Regions from separate parts of the Mus musculus genome. Here region 2 is linked to region 1. A link is a contact called in ENCODE Hi-C or POLR2A ChIA-PET data. All regions are on one chromosome and are shown on one strand. Each heading gives the region's core, a stretch centred on a gene start or an enhancer-like site at or near the end of the contact. The rest is flanking DNA. Distances are from core to core; before and after follow the strand shown. Region 1 holds the start of Klk15 (kallikrein related-peptidase 15). Region 2 holds the start of 1700028J19Rik (RIKEN cDNA 1700028J19 gene).

The links. Hi-C counts contacts between places; a loop is a spot of excess contacts on that map. ChIA-PET counts read pairs that join two places held with the same protein, here RNA polymerase II (POLR2A).
Region 2: a loop to region 1 is called in a map of mouse embryonic stem cell, with 2.1 times the contacts of the local background. The contact joins the promoter of 1700028J19Rik here to the promoter of Klk15 in region 1. A Hi-C loop is called at or near these places in 2 of 37 maps with a recorded cell type or tissue (CH12.LX and mouse embryonic stem cell). POLR2A ChIA-PET finds 5 or more read pairs at or near these places in 2 of 5 experiments (both embryonic stem cell).

Annotation. Positions count from the first base shown.
Region 1 is chr7:43,928,136-43,934,208 of GRCm38, forward strand. It overlaps Klk15 (kallikrein related-peptidase 15), which reads left to right and starts at 3,540. Exons shown (of 6, transcript NM_174865.2): 1 at 3,540-3,586; 2 at 5,608-5,675. The coding sequence starts at 5,636.
Region 2 is chr7:44,232,618-44,238,690 of GRCm38, forward strand. 1700028J19Rik (RIKEN cDNA 1700028J19 gene) reads right to left here and starts at 3,505. Exons shown (of 5, transcript NR_029436.1): 1 at 3,452-3,505. Gm36864 (predicted gene, 36864) reads left to right here and starts at 3,552. Exons shown (of 5, transcript NM_001378657.1): 1 at 3,552-4,456; 2 at 4,796-5,064. The coding sequence starts at 3,729.

The DNA.
Region 1 (6,073 bases), core at 2,290-4,789:
ATATGTTAGTAGGCTCACTCCAGGCTCCAGACTAAGTAACGGCGAGGACAGAGGGTAGATGCTGGGCAAGCTAGAAGAGAGTTTCAGCGGGAGAAATGAGCCAGGCTCCTGGAGACATCAGGGAAGGGAGAACCAGGAAGCAGGTGGCTGCCGAAGGCTAAACGTTAGTGTTTGAAGGGCGGCCTGAGCTTTACATACGTGAGCCATGGGAGCTGATCGAGGAAAGACTTCTCGAGAGGTTAAAGGGAAAGAAAGAACAAGAAGAGGAGGAAAGAGGGGGCAAATGGAAGGGGGAGAAGAGGAGCAGGCAGAGGAAGACAAGGGGAAGGGTAGAGAGGAGGAAGATGGAGGCAGGAAAGGAGAAATATAAAGAAAACTGGGAGATGGAGGAGGTGGGGTGGAAAGGAGAAAAGGAGGAAGAGGAGGCAGGGGAGACTGCAGAGGGGGAGCAGGGGAGGAGGAAGAACAACACACGCAGGCTTGGTGGAGGCTCAAAGACTTCTGGGTCTGCCATGATACCCAAGAGGAGAGTTGCAACCAGCCTGGGGCTGGCAGGAGGACATGCAGATGAAGTCACCGCTAGGGGGCAGGACAGATACTCCCAAAGCCCACACCCCAGACAGTACTTGGCAGGGTGTGAGAGATCCTAGGTTGTCCTTTTGTGTGTCTTAGAGGCTTGGAGCCTGGGCGGCTCACAGTAACATGTGTCATACTGGAAAGTTTAGTTCCAGCTCCTTCCCCAGACCCACCCGGAGCCCTCAGTATAACCCCAGTTAGCACCCCCTTCCCCTGGCCACAGGGTGTTCCGAGGAGCTGGCTGGAAGCTGGGGAGAGGAACTCTAGACCCCCCTCTCCTTGGCCTTCTGCATAGCTTTGGCCACTCCCAATCTGAGCTTCAATTTTGCTGGATTAAAGGATGAAGCCCAGGAACCATCACACAAGAGGACACAGTAATCTGAGGACAGACAGCATCGGGCAGCAGCCTGAGTCCCACAGAAAAATGGCCCGGCTGAAGCTCATCTCAGCGTGAAGCTAGGCAACGCGGAACGTGGCAAGGAGACAAGTGGACTTGAGAGACTTCTAGAACGGCTTAGCCTTGGGGGTCCACAGTGTCTGTAGGTCTAGGATGGAGACCGGAAATGGGGGTGGGGGTTGGGTGATCTGAAGCTCCAGAGTGCCTGGAGACCTGTGATTCCAGACAGTTCTACACCTTGAGTTCCCGGGTTTCTGTGGACACAGACAAAACATCCTAAAATCTGAAAGTCAATGTTCTAAAGATGTGTGTGTCCTGCATCTCCAGGGGGAATTGAGCCAGCTGTTCAGGTTTGTCCCAGAACGTCAACAGCTTCCCAGACCTAGGGAGGGACAGAGCTTGTAACTGGTGTCATGCTTGGCTTTGTGACCTCAGCTCAGTCCCTCCTGCTCGAGGGACCTTCTCATTATCGAGGTTCTAGGCAATTGCTCAAGGCCCTCTGGGGGTTCTGAGACACCAGGAGCCAGCCACAAATACCAGAAGCCTTGGGTCATCTCTGTGATGACTCCTGGTCCCAATACAGAGCCTAGAGGCCAAGTTCCAGATCTCAGGACCACCTCAGAATCCAAAAAACTAAGACCCCGTAACCTAGTTGTTCAGTGCATGCTGAGATGCTGCACAGCCAATACTGCAGAGATCCAGAGTCAGAAGCCAAGCTGTCTTGAGTCCAGACTCTTTTGTCTGTCTGTTAAGATAGTATTTCACCATTCCTCAGGCTGAACAGCCCAGGCTGGCCCCAAACCTTCCATTCCTTCCCGTCCCTACTTCCTAAGTGCTGGCATTACAGTATACAGGCTTGTGATACTGGGCCTGGATCATACAGGATTTGTTCTTTGGGGTTTTGGGTTTTTTGGGGGTGTGCTTTGTTTTATTTTGTTTTGCTGTTGTTATTTGAAGCAATCAGTATCCCAAGCTAGCCTCAAACTCACTTGTGTAGGCAAGCATATTATGAACTCCTGATCATCCTGCCTCACTCCCTCAAGGGCTAGAATTGCAGACTTGCACCATCATATCTGTTTTCTGTGATGCTATGATGGAATCAAGAGGCGGGGAGGAGAGAAAGAGGGAGGGGAGGGAGGAGGGGGAGGAAGAAGAAGAAGACATGGAAATGACATCAGAAGAAGGAAAAAAATGCAAAATACAAGCCTGAGATCTCAAAAGCTATTCACAGTTCTGAGCCCAGGCTGTGGATTACTTCAGGCATTGAACCTCAGATTTCAAAAGTAAACTCTCTATCACAACATGGTTCAGTTAACAAAGTACTTGGCATGCAAGCCTGAGGACCTGAGTTCAATACTCAGGACCTACACAGAAAACCAACGAGAGCTTGTCATCCAGCACTGGGAAGATGGGGACAGGTGGGTCTCTGGAGCTGGGTGACCAGTTAGCCTGGGTCTATCAGGAAGCTCCAAGTCTCACTGAGAGACTCTGCTCAAAAGACACGGTAGAGGGGCTGGAGAGATGGCTCAGCATTAAGAATACAGGTTGCTCTTCCAGGGAACCTAAGTCTCGTTCCCAACACCCATGTCAGGTAGCAAGCAGCACAACCAAACTTCTGTAACTCTGGTTCCTGCGGCATTCGATGCCTCTGCCTCCAGGAGCACCTGCACACAAGCCCACACATGTAAGCATACACATAAAAAATTAGAAAAATTTTTCAAAACTCCCTAAGTCATTTCTGGGAGACACCCAGAGTTGATATCTGGCTTATGCATGCACATGTGCGTGTGTGTGAAAATTTAATATATTTTGATGAATAAATCTAAAATTAATTAACCAGGCGGTGGTGGTTCACACCTTTGATCCCCACTCTTGGGAGGCAGAGGCAGGCAGATCTCTGAGTCTGAGGCCAGCCTGGTCTACAGAGTGAATTCTAGGGTAGCCAGGGCTACACAGAGAAACCCTGTCTCGAAAACAAGACAAAACAAAACAGAAAGATTTAAACTCACACTCTAGACTTCAGGTCATGACAACCAGATCCGAGACCTTCCCAGTCCATATGCTAACATAAGTCCAGATTCAAGATGGTATGGTGGCCCACACCTGTCATCCCAGCCTTTGGGAGGCTGAGGCAGAAGGATCTCAAGTCTAAAGTCAGATTAGCCTGAACCACTTACGCAAGAGCCTGTCTCAAAACAACAAAAAGACCAAAGCTCTAAAAGTCTCTCTGGGGTCCAAGAAGCATGACCTTAAAAATCAGCTTCCAGTGCTACCCAGAATTTCTGTCTCTGCACTGCACTGCCATCCCAGCTTCTGCTCTTGCCCTCCTGTCCCCTCCCTCCGAGGGAACTGCCCCTGGGTGGAATTTCTCCTTGCAGACTCAGACAACGGCTTCAGACTAATAAACGCTCATTATAGGAACCTCGTCTCCCATCCCACCAGTCACCATGGCGTCCAGCCTGTAAACCTGGCCCTCCACTGCCTCTCTCTCCACTCTACCCAGCCCCACCCCGAGACCCAGGCTGGGCTAGGAGCTTATAAAAGCAGGCTTTCAGTGTCTGCTCCCCTTCCGGCATCCCAGCTGCCCCGATGTCACTGGAGGACCCGGAGGGGGTGAGATCTTTGAGAGAGAACTTGGGAAAGTGGGTGAGATTGGAGAGGGGGACCCTGCAGATGTGTTGGTGTCCAGGAGGCAAATACTACCCTGAATGACCAGTTGTCAAGGGATTTGGGTCTTCTGTGTCCTTTTCCTGTTGCTTCAAGTTGAATTTGAACCAAGAAAATGTCTCGAAGCTTCTAGAAAGAGCCTAGGCTGAGGGGGGCGGGGGGAGGGAATAGGGTGAACCAGGAGGACATCCCTGAAAACACTTGTTACAGAGCCAAGAACATGGCCAGCACTTATCACTGGTCAAGTCAGTTCAGAACAACCTCCCTAAAGTGTCCCCAGTGCCAGGTTTCAAGCTGGCCAGAGCTGGGGACAGGAGGGTCTGACCTGACTCCATCCTCCTTGAGGATAAGGAGTGGTGAACAGCCAGGTCACTGCTACCATGCAGGGGCAGGACAGGGGCCATGGAATCTTAATGACATTGCCTCTGGATTGCCATGTCTTGCTCTTCCAAGGCTTCCCAGGTCTTTCAGACTGAGGTGGAAGAGAGAATAGCAAGATGAGAAGGACTAGAATTCACTCCCCCAAATTTCCTGAGGTTTCTCCGTGGACCAGACCCTAACACTGGGTGTTTAACTCTAACACCTGGGAATCCAGGGTCAGTCCGGTGGGGTCTGCTTAGGAGTTCTCAGTCTGATTAGGAGATACCACAGAGAGTCTGGGGAGGGAGGGGGTCAGAGAAGGTCAAGACAAGGGACAAGCTGAGCAATGTCTGGGTGTAAAACTGCAGGCCGAATTCCAGCACTGGCTACGCCTAGGGCAAGGTCACAGAGACCCAGCTGGGCAGGCTGGAAGGGGAGGAGGCATTTCAGCCTTTCTAAGTACTGCTGAGCATATGGGACTTTATTTAAGAACTATTAGAGGTCCATGGGAAGCTGTGAGCAGGAGAAAGGAGTCCTCAGCTCTGCTGTAGAAGCCAGATGTGGTAGTGAAAGCCTGTCATCCGACACCTGAGAGACTAAGGCATGAAGGTGGAGAGTTCAAGGCTAGCCTGGGTAACTTAGTGAGATTCTGTCTCACAGTGAATAGCAAAAAGAGGGCTGGGGATGTAGCTTGGTGGTAGAGGGCATTTCTAGACTCCATCAAATAAGGGAGGAGGGGTATGGCTCAGTGCAGTTATCCAGCTGCTTAGGTCAGCACCCTACCCTGACCCCTGTACCCAAGAGGAAGGAGAGAGGAAAGAAAGAAGGAAGGGAAGGAGGGAGGTAAGCTCTCTAGGGCTTTGTGTACAGGAGTGCTAGACTAAAGGGGACCCAGGAGTCTGTCCCCATGAGAGGCTGGATAGAGTCCTGACCCAGGGCCACGGGGATGAGAGAGAGAGAGACCCAGGTGGCTATTGAATAATGCTGGGGTCTGCCAATGCCAAAAGGAACAGAGGCCCCTCCAGGGATAGGGAGCAGGAGAGGACACAGGTGGAGGCTACAGGAGATGGAAGGCAGGAGAGGACACAGGTGGAGGCTACAGGAGATGGAAGGCAGGAGAGGACACAGGTGGAGGCTACAGGAGATGGAAGGCAGGAGAGGACACAGGTGGAGGCTACAGGAGACGGAAGGCAGGAGAGGACACAGGTGGAGGCTACAGGAGATGGAAGGCAGGAGAGGACACAGGTGGAGGCTACAGGAGATGGAAGGCAGGAGAGGACACAGGTGGAGGCTACAGGAGATGGAAGGCAGGAGAGGACACAGGTGGAGGCTACAGGAGATGGAAGGCAGGAGAGGACACAGGTGGAGGCTACAGGAGATGGAAGGCAGGCCTCTTAGTCTAACATCATTCTGGTCCTCTCAACAGTCAGGAGGCTGAGGCTGGAGGAGCTTGAGTTTGAGGCCAGCCTGGGACATATAGGAAAACACTGTCACAAAAGACAGAAGAAAAGTGTGTCCCACACCAGAGATGCACTTCTGTCTACAGAAGGGAGACAGGGACAGATGGATCTAGACTTACCCCAGTTTTTGTCATCCCCGACCCTCAGATCTCTAAGACCCGGACCTTCTTCTGCAATGTGGCTTCTCCTTGCTTTCGTCTTGCTGGTGTCTGCAGGTGAGGGGCACCAAAGTCAGGTACTGGTCTGATCAAATAGGGTGCTCCTTCCCCCAGAGTATCTGCACCTTAGGACCTGCTAACCCATACTGCACCCACAGACCCCTTATAACCCTATGCCCATTTCTACCTGAGCCACCAGCTAAATGTCTCTGATCCTCAATCCTGAGTCACCAGAAGTTCTGGGCCACCTGAGCCCTTGAACCTGAGTTCCAAGGATGATCTTTCTTGCCATGTAACCTTGGGGAAACTCTTTGACCTCCCTGAGCCTCAAGTGCTTTATACCCAGGACAGTCATGGTGAAGTCCCAATAACATCACATAGGTGATACATGGGACAAGAAATCAGGATGGTTGAGACACCAAGAGCCCAGAATCTAGGTTTGAATACCGTGGCTG
Region 2 (6,073 bases), core at 2,255-4,754, 300 kb after region 1:
AACCTTCATCCTTTTCCTCCTTTCCTTTCCCCCCTCTCATCTACAACCTGTTCCCTGTGGATGCTGTTTGCAGCTCACCTCCAGCACCACTTCTACTCTTTCAGTTCTCATGCACTGGACTCTTCTGATGTAGTACACCTATCTCAAACTCCAGCATGATTATGTATGCTTGACCACATACATAAATGATCCAGGGTTTGAAAGAACTCACAAGTGGATGAATGCATGTTTCCTCTCTTGTCCTTTAGAGCAAAGAACAGTGTAGTTTTCAGAAGAACTTGGGCACAGAGGTCTAGGACTCACAGGAGAACTAGGTGGCCAGTTGATCACCAGCTCCTCACTTACCCTGGATTAGGGCTAGCCTGGTCTTCTTGGAGCTTACAGGGCACACATGAATACACCCAGGTCAAATGTGCTAACTGCCATGAGAGCTGAAATAGACTCGATGCTCAACGAGAGGGGATGGGTCTGAAACCTGCCACAGTAAGTAGGTGTCAAAGGCTGGGTATTTCCCCTTCTCTGTACCAGAACCCATGAAACTTCTTGATGGATCCACCAGCCCCTGACTCCTAAATTCTGGGATCAAAGGTGTGCACCAAAATATGCAGCTCCCAAACTGAACCCTTAATGAGGCTCCTGGAGGGAAGTGACATTTTCTGGTTGCTATTTATTGAGACAGGGTCTCACGTGGCCCAGGTTAGGCTAGGCTAACCTCAAAATGTAACTCAGGATCATCTTACACTTCTGATCTTCCTGCCTCAGCATCCCCAGTGCAGGGATGACAGGCTTGCAGCACTCTGCCTGGTTTCTGCCAGCCTGGGCATGGAGTCCAGGGCTTTATGCATGCTAAGTGGACAGTCTACTCAACTACAGCGCCTGCCCTGTTTTTCGGTTTTGCTTTGAGGGTTTGTGTGTGTGTGTGTGTGTGTGTGTGTGTGTGTGTGTGTGCGCATGTGCATGTGTGTTTTGGCTTTTTTTACAACATTTGTTTGTTTGTATGTTTTTGTAGTCAGGAAGGGGGATCATAAGTGCCTTAGAACTCATTTAGCAGTCAGACCTAGCGAGTCAGTTCTGTCTTCCCACCATGTGGATTCCAATCGTCATCAAATGAACTCAGGCCCTCAGGTTTGACTGCAAGTGCCTTTTCCAGCTGAGTCATTGCACTGACTTGGCTTTTGCTGCCTTTTTTCCCCTTAGATAGGACTTCAGTATTGGCCCGGAACTTACTATGCAGACCAGACTGACTTCAACACTCTGGTGACCCTCCTGCCTTAGCACATTGAGTCTTATTATTACAGGGGTGTGCCATCTAGTCCAGCAAGTGTTTACAATTTAAGCCGCTGTTGCTTCATTTTGAAATTAAGCAAATTATTAGTAGTCACACAAATATCTCAACAATGGGATATATCACATTCCACTCCATTTTATAATATAGCTTGCTCTTAGATTTTAGTGTGTAGACAGAATTCACTATGTATATCAGGCTGGCCTTGAACTCAAAGTGTTCCGCCTGCCTCTGCCTCCTGAGTGTCAGGCACTACCACACCTTGCTCTGTGATGCAGTTTTTGCACCTTCTAAACTAGAATGCATCATATAATCAGGCACATCTTTAAAATCCCCTTTGGCCTTTAAAATAAAAATTAACATTTACTAAGGCCAGGAGTAGTGATGCACACCTTTAATCCTAGCACTCTAGAGGCAGAGACAGAGAGATCTCTGTAATTTCGAAACCAGCCTGGTCCACAGAGTGAGTTCCAGGCCAACCAGGGCTATTTAGAGAAACCCTGTCTCCCAACAGCAAGCAAACAAAAGATTTAACACTAGGATTCTCGATATTACACAATCACTGAAATCTGACCAAGCTTGCTGTGGTGGCACCTACTCATGATCTCAGCACTTGAGAAACTGATGCAGGTGGATTGTCTTGAATTTGAGGCCAACTTGAGCTACATAGTGATATTAGGCATAGCCAGGGCTAGATAGAAAGACAATTAATTAGTTAATTAATTGCTTAATTAATTAGAGGCTAACAAGATAGGGCTTAACAGGTGGAAGCTTTACCACCAAGGCTAATGACCTCAGAGTCCCTACAAACCCACATGGTGGAAGAAAATCCGACTCTCATAATTTATCCTTTGACTTCCACACATTCCCTGTGGTTCTCAACCACCAACACACACACACACACACACACAAATGTAGGAGCTGGAGAGTATGCTCAGAGTTAAGAGCAGGGATGGATCTTGCAAAGGGTCAGGGTTCCGCTCTCAGCACTCACTACCTAGCAGTCCAGATCCAGAGACCCTGACACTCTCTTCTGGCCTCTACAAGCACATAGTGCACATACAGACACATAAGCACTCACACATCACACAAGGAAATATAAATGGAGGCTGGAGAGGGGACTCAGCAGTTGAGAGCACTGGATGCTCTTCTAGAGGACCTGGGCTCAATTCCCAGATCATAACTGTCTGCAACTCTAGTTCCAGAGGATCTGACACTTTCTTTTTTTTTTCTTTTTGGTTTTTCAAGACAGGGTTTCTCTGTGTAGCCCTGGCTGTCCTGGAGCTCACTCTGTAGACCTGGCTGGCCTCGAACTCAGAGATCCGCCTGCCTCTGCCTCCCAAGTGCTGGGATTAAAGGTGTGCACCACCACAGCCCCGGCTTGGATCTGACACTCTCACACAAACATGCATGCAAGCAAAACACCAATATACATAAAATGAAAATATAAATAACTAAATCTTAAAACAAGTGAATGTAAAAAATAAATAAAAATCTAACAATGCAGGTATTTATATAAAAACATATAAAATTTGTGAGTAATCCTCTAGTGTTCATCAAATGAAAATTTGGGGAAAGAACAGAATGTTTTCCATTGTTTTTGTTATTATTTTGAAACAGCCTCTTTCAAACTTTCAGAATGGGCTCAAACTCAGTGTAATCCTCCTGCCTTTGAGTGCTGGGACTGCAGACATGTATTATCATACCCTCCTTGGGAAAGGGGTTTTGAAACTCCCTCCTGTTTGGGAAGTCTGCCTGTCTGCCTTAGTCCTTACCAAATTGTGGCTGGGTCCTTCTCCTCCCCCCACCAACCCCAGACTGGAAGTCTTCAAAAGCAAGAAGCAGATCTAGTCTTGTGTGAGGCTTCAGGGAAGGGAAAGGAAGAGAAACAGATGAGAAAGAAAATAAGCAGAGAGAGGCACGGAGGCAAATATGGGTACAAAAGATAGAAATGGTTCAGAGCAGCCCTGGGAATTGACGGGAAGACGTGTGTGGGTAAAAGGAATTATGAGTTCAGATCTCAAGCCTTCCAGACTCTCTGTCCTGCCTCACCCTGATCTAGCCAGGCCTAGCTCAGACCTTCATTAACCCAGTGTCACCTTGTCCTACCCAATCCATACTCCATCCAGTCCCCACTAGCCCAGCCCTAACAGCAGGGTCACTCACGAAGGCTTACGGTGGTGTCTGAGGCCATGGCCAACCGCAGCCTCTTGGAACCCCTCCAACTGTCATAGAACACACCCCACCCCCAACTGCTACCTAGCCCAAATCCCTGAGTGCTGTCTGGGGACAGAGAGACAGAAAGCTGGAGCCACAGATAGAGGGACACATAGCCTTAGAGCCAGACTGACAGGTTAATCCAGGAAGCCATTGGGAGTGCCTGGAAGCAGAGGCTAATGTAAACTGAGTACATTCAGAGACTAGCCCCATCCTGCTCTTCAACATGGACCAGAACTCCTCTGACCTCCAGAGCAAAGAGACAGCAGCTCCCAGCAGCAGGCAAAATGAAATGCAAGACTCTCTGAAAGTGACCTTGAGCCTCCTAGATGCCACCCAAGGTCAGAAGACTAACACGCAAACTCCTTTGCCTATCATCCACATTCGCAAATTAAGCAATGTGGAACCGTCAACGTCCACACCTATGCCCCGAAGGGTTAGCATCCAGGAACCACCAGCATCTGTCTTTCTCCCTCGCAGGGTTAGTACACTGAGTTCATCCCCATCCACCATTCTCCCTCGAAGGTTAAGTACTCAAGAGACCCTTCTTCAGGGTTCCCAGTCCAATGTACAGGACATACAGTCTGTGGCCTACAATCGATGGCTCAGTTCCAGAGAGTCTGCTTCCCTTAACCATAATCGCCGGCTCAGCATCCTAAGCGCTCATACCCTGTCCAGTGCCCAGTCAGAAATTCGCAGCTCACAAATGGAAACTGAAAGCCACCCCTCCATACCCCAGTCATATAGCCCCAACAAAAAACAAATGCGGCCCAGTGTGGATGTCCCCCCGTCCATAACCCAGAGCCCACAGGCCAGCATCAGAAGTTTCGAGTCCTTTGTCTGGGACTCCAAGGACAGCTTGAAAGAGTTCTCAGATGACTCTTTGTCTAATCACAGTATGCTAGGCAGCACCTCAAAACTGTCCAACATTTCTACTATAATGAACTCTAGTAGGTAAGTACAGGAAGGATGTGGGGTGGGAGGGGGGCCATATTCAAGCCTGGAGCTCTACAACTGCACTTGAAACTGGGGGTGTAGCGATGGGTAGAGGAATCCCTGGGTGAACATAAAAGATACGCGTTTTTGTTTTTGTTGAGATGGGGTCTCGGGGTCTCTCTACATAGACCAAGCTAGCCTTGAGCTCAGAGATCCTCCTGCTTCTGTCGTCTGTGCTGTCTAAAGGCCTGTGCCACCAAGTCTGGCTTCTCAGGTGGGATTTGAAGGATTGTGGGGTGACTAGATAGGGTAGATGGACTTCCTGCTGACTGACGCCAGTCACATGATCTGTCACAGGGCTCAGAGCAAATGCTGGACACTGCTTCCCATAGGCTGGAGGCTGTTGCTCGAAGCCAAGAAGATCAGCAGGCACCTTAGCCTGGTGCTGACTGTGGCCGGCATGGTGATGCTCAGCCTCATCGCCTTGTGGAAACCCTGGATCCACTTCCGAGTGCCTCTAGGACCCCCAGGCGACCCCGCTGGCCCCCAAACCATCTCCATTGACACCATCTTCTTCATGCGGTGCCCTGACATCTCCTGCATGAATGAATACGATAAGAATGCATGTAAGGCTGGCCCCATCCTCATCCCTCCAGAGACCCAAGTCTCCTCCTTGTCCCAGAGAACGTCAAGAACAGTTCTCCCCTGAGGTTACTCTGATACCCACACAATGTCTTCATGACCAAGAGCCTGATGTCACTAACCAAAAAGTGTACCTCACATGCCAGATCTGATGCATGCAATACCCAATTTTTTTTTTTTTAGAGCAGCTCAATGCTGGGTTTGTGCGTGCATGCATAAGTATGCAGATGCTAATGCATCTGTGTGTCCTTGTGTGTGTGGAGGCCAGAAGACAGCCTCAGGTTTTGTTTTTCAGGAATGATCTTAGTAGGGGATTCAATTACTATGATAAAACACTATGACCTAAAGCAACTTGGGGAGGGAAGGGTTTATTTCACTTTCAGTGAATCAGCATCTGCAAAGCAAAGGTTTCATTTTCCTGGCTCTTAATTCAATCCTGGGTGGTTTATAAGGCTTAGAGCCACCTGTAACTCCAGTTCTAGGCAATCTGATGCCCTACTATGGTCTCTAATAGTACGTGTGTTCCTGTGTGTGTCTCTGTGTGTGTCTGTCTGTGCCTGTATTTGTCTGTGTCTCTGCATGTTACACAGGTGGAGGTTGTAACAGAGGTTGATGTCAGGCACTTCCCCACCTTTTCATCTTAATTTTTAATGTACTTATTAGAGACAAGCTGTCACTATGTAGGCCAAGCTGGCCTCAAACTCACAGAGCTCTATCTTCTTCTGCTTCCCAACAGCTGGGGTTAGAGGCATGCACCACCATGACCACCTATTTTAATTTTTGTATTTGTGTGTGTGTGTATGTGTGTGTGTGTGTGTGTGTGTGTGTGTGTGTGTGTGTGTGTGTGTTATGTACATTAGGTGCAGGTTCTCACAGAAGCCAAAGAAAGCATCATATTCCCTGAAACTAGAGTTAGAGGTGATCGTAAGCCACCAGTGTACGTGCTGGAAACTGAACTCAGTCCTCCAGAAGAGCAGCAAGCACACTTAACTG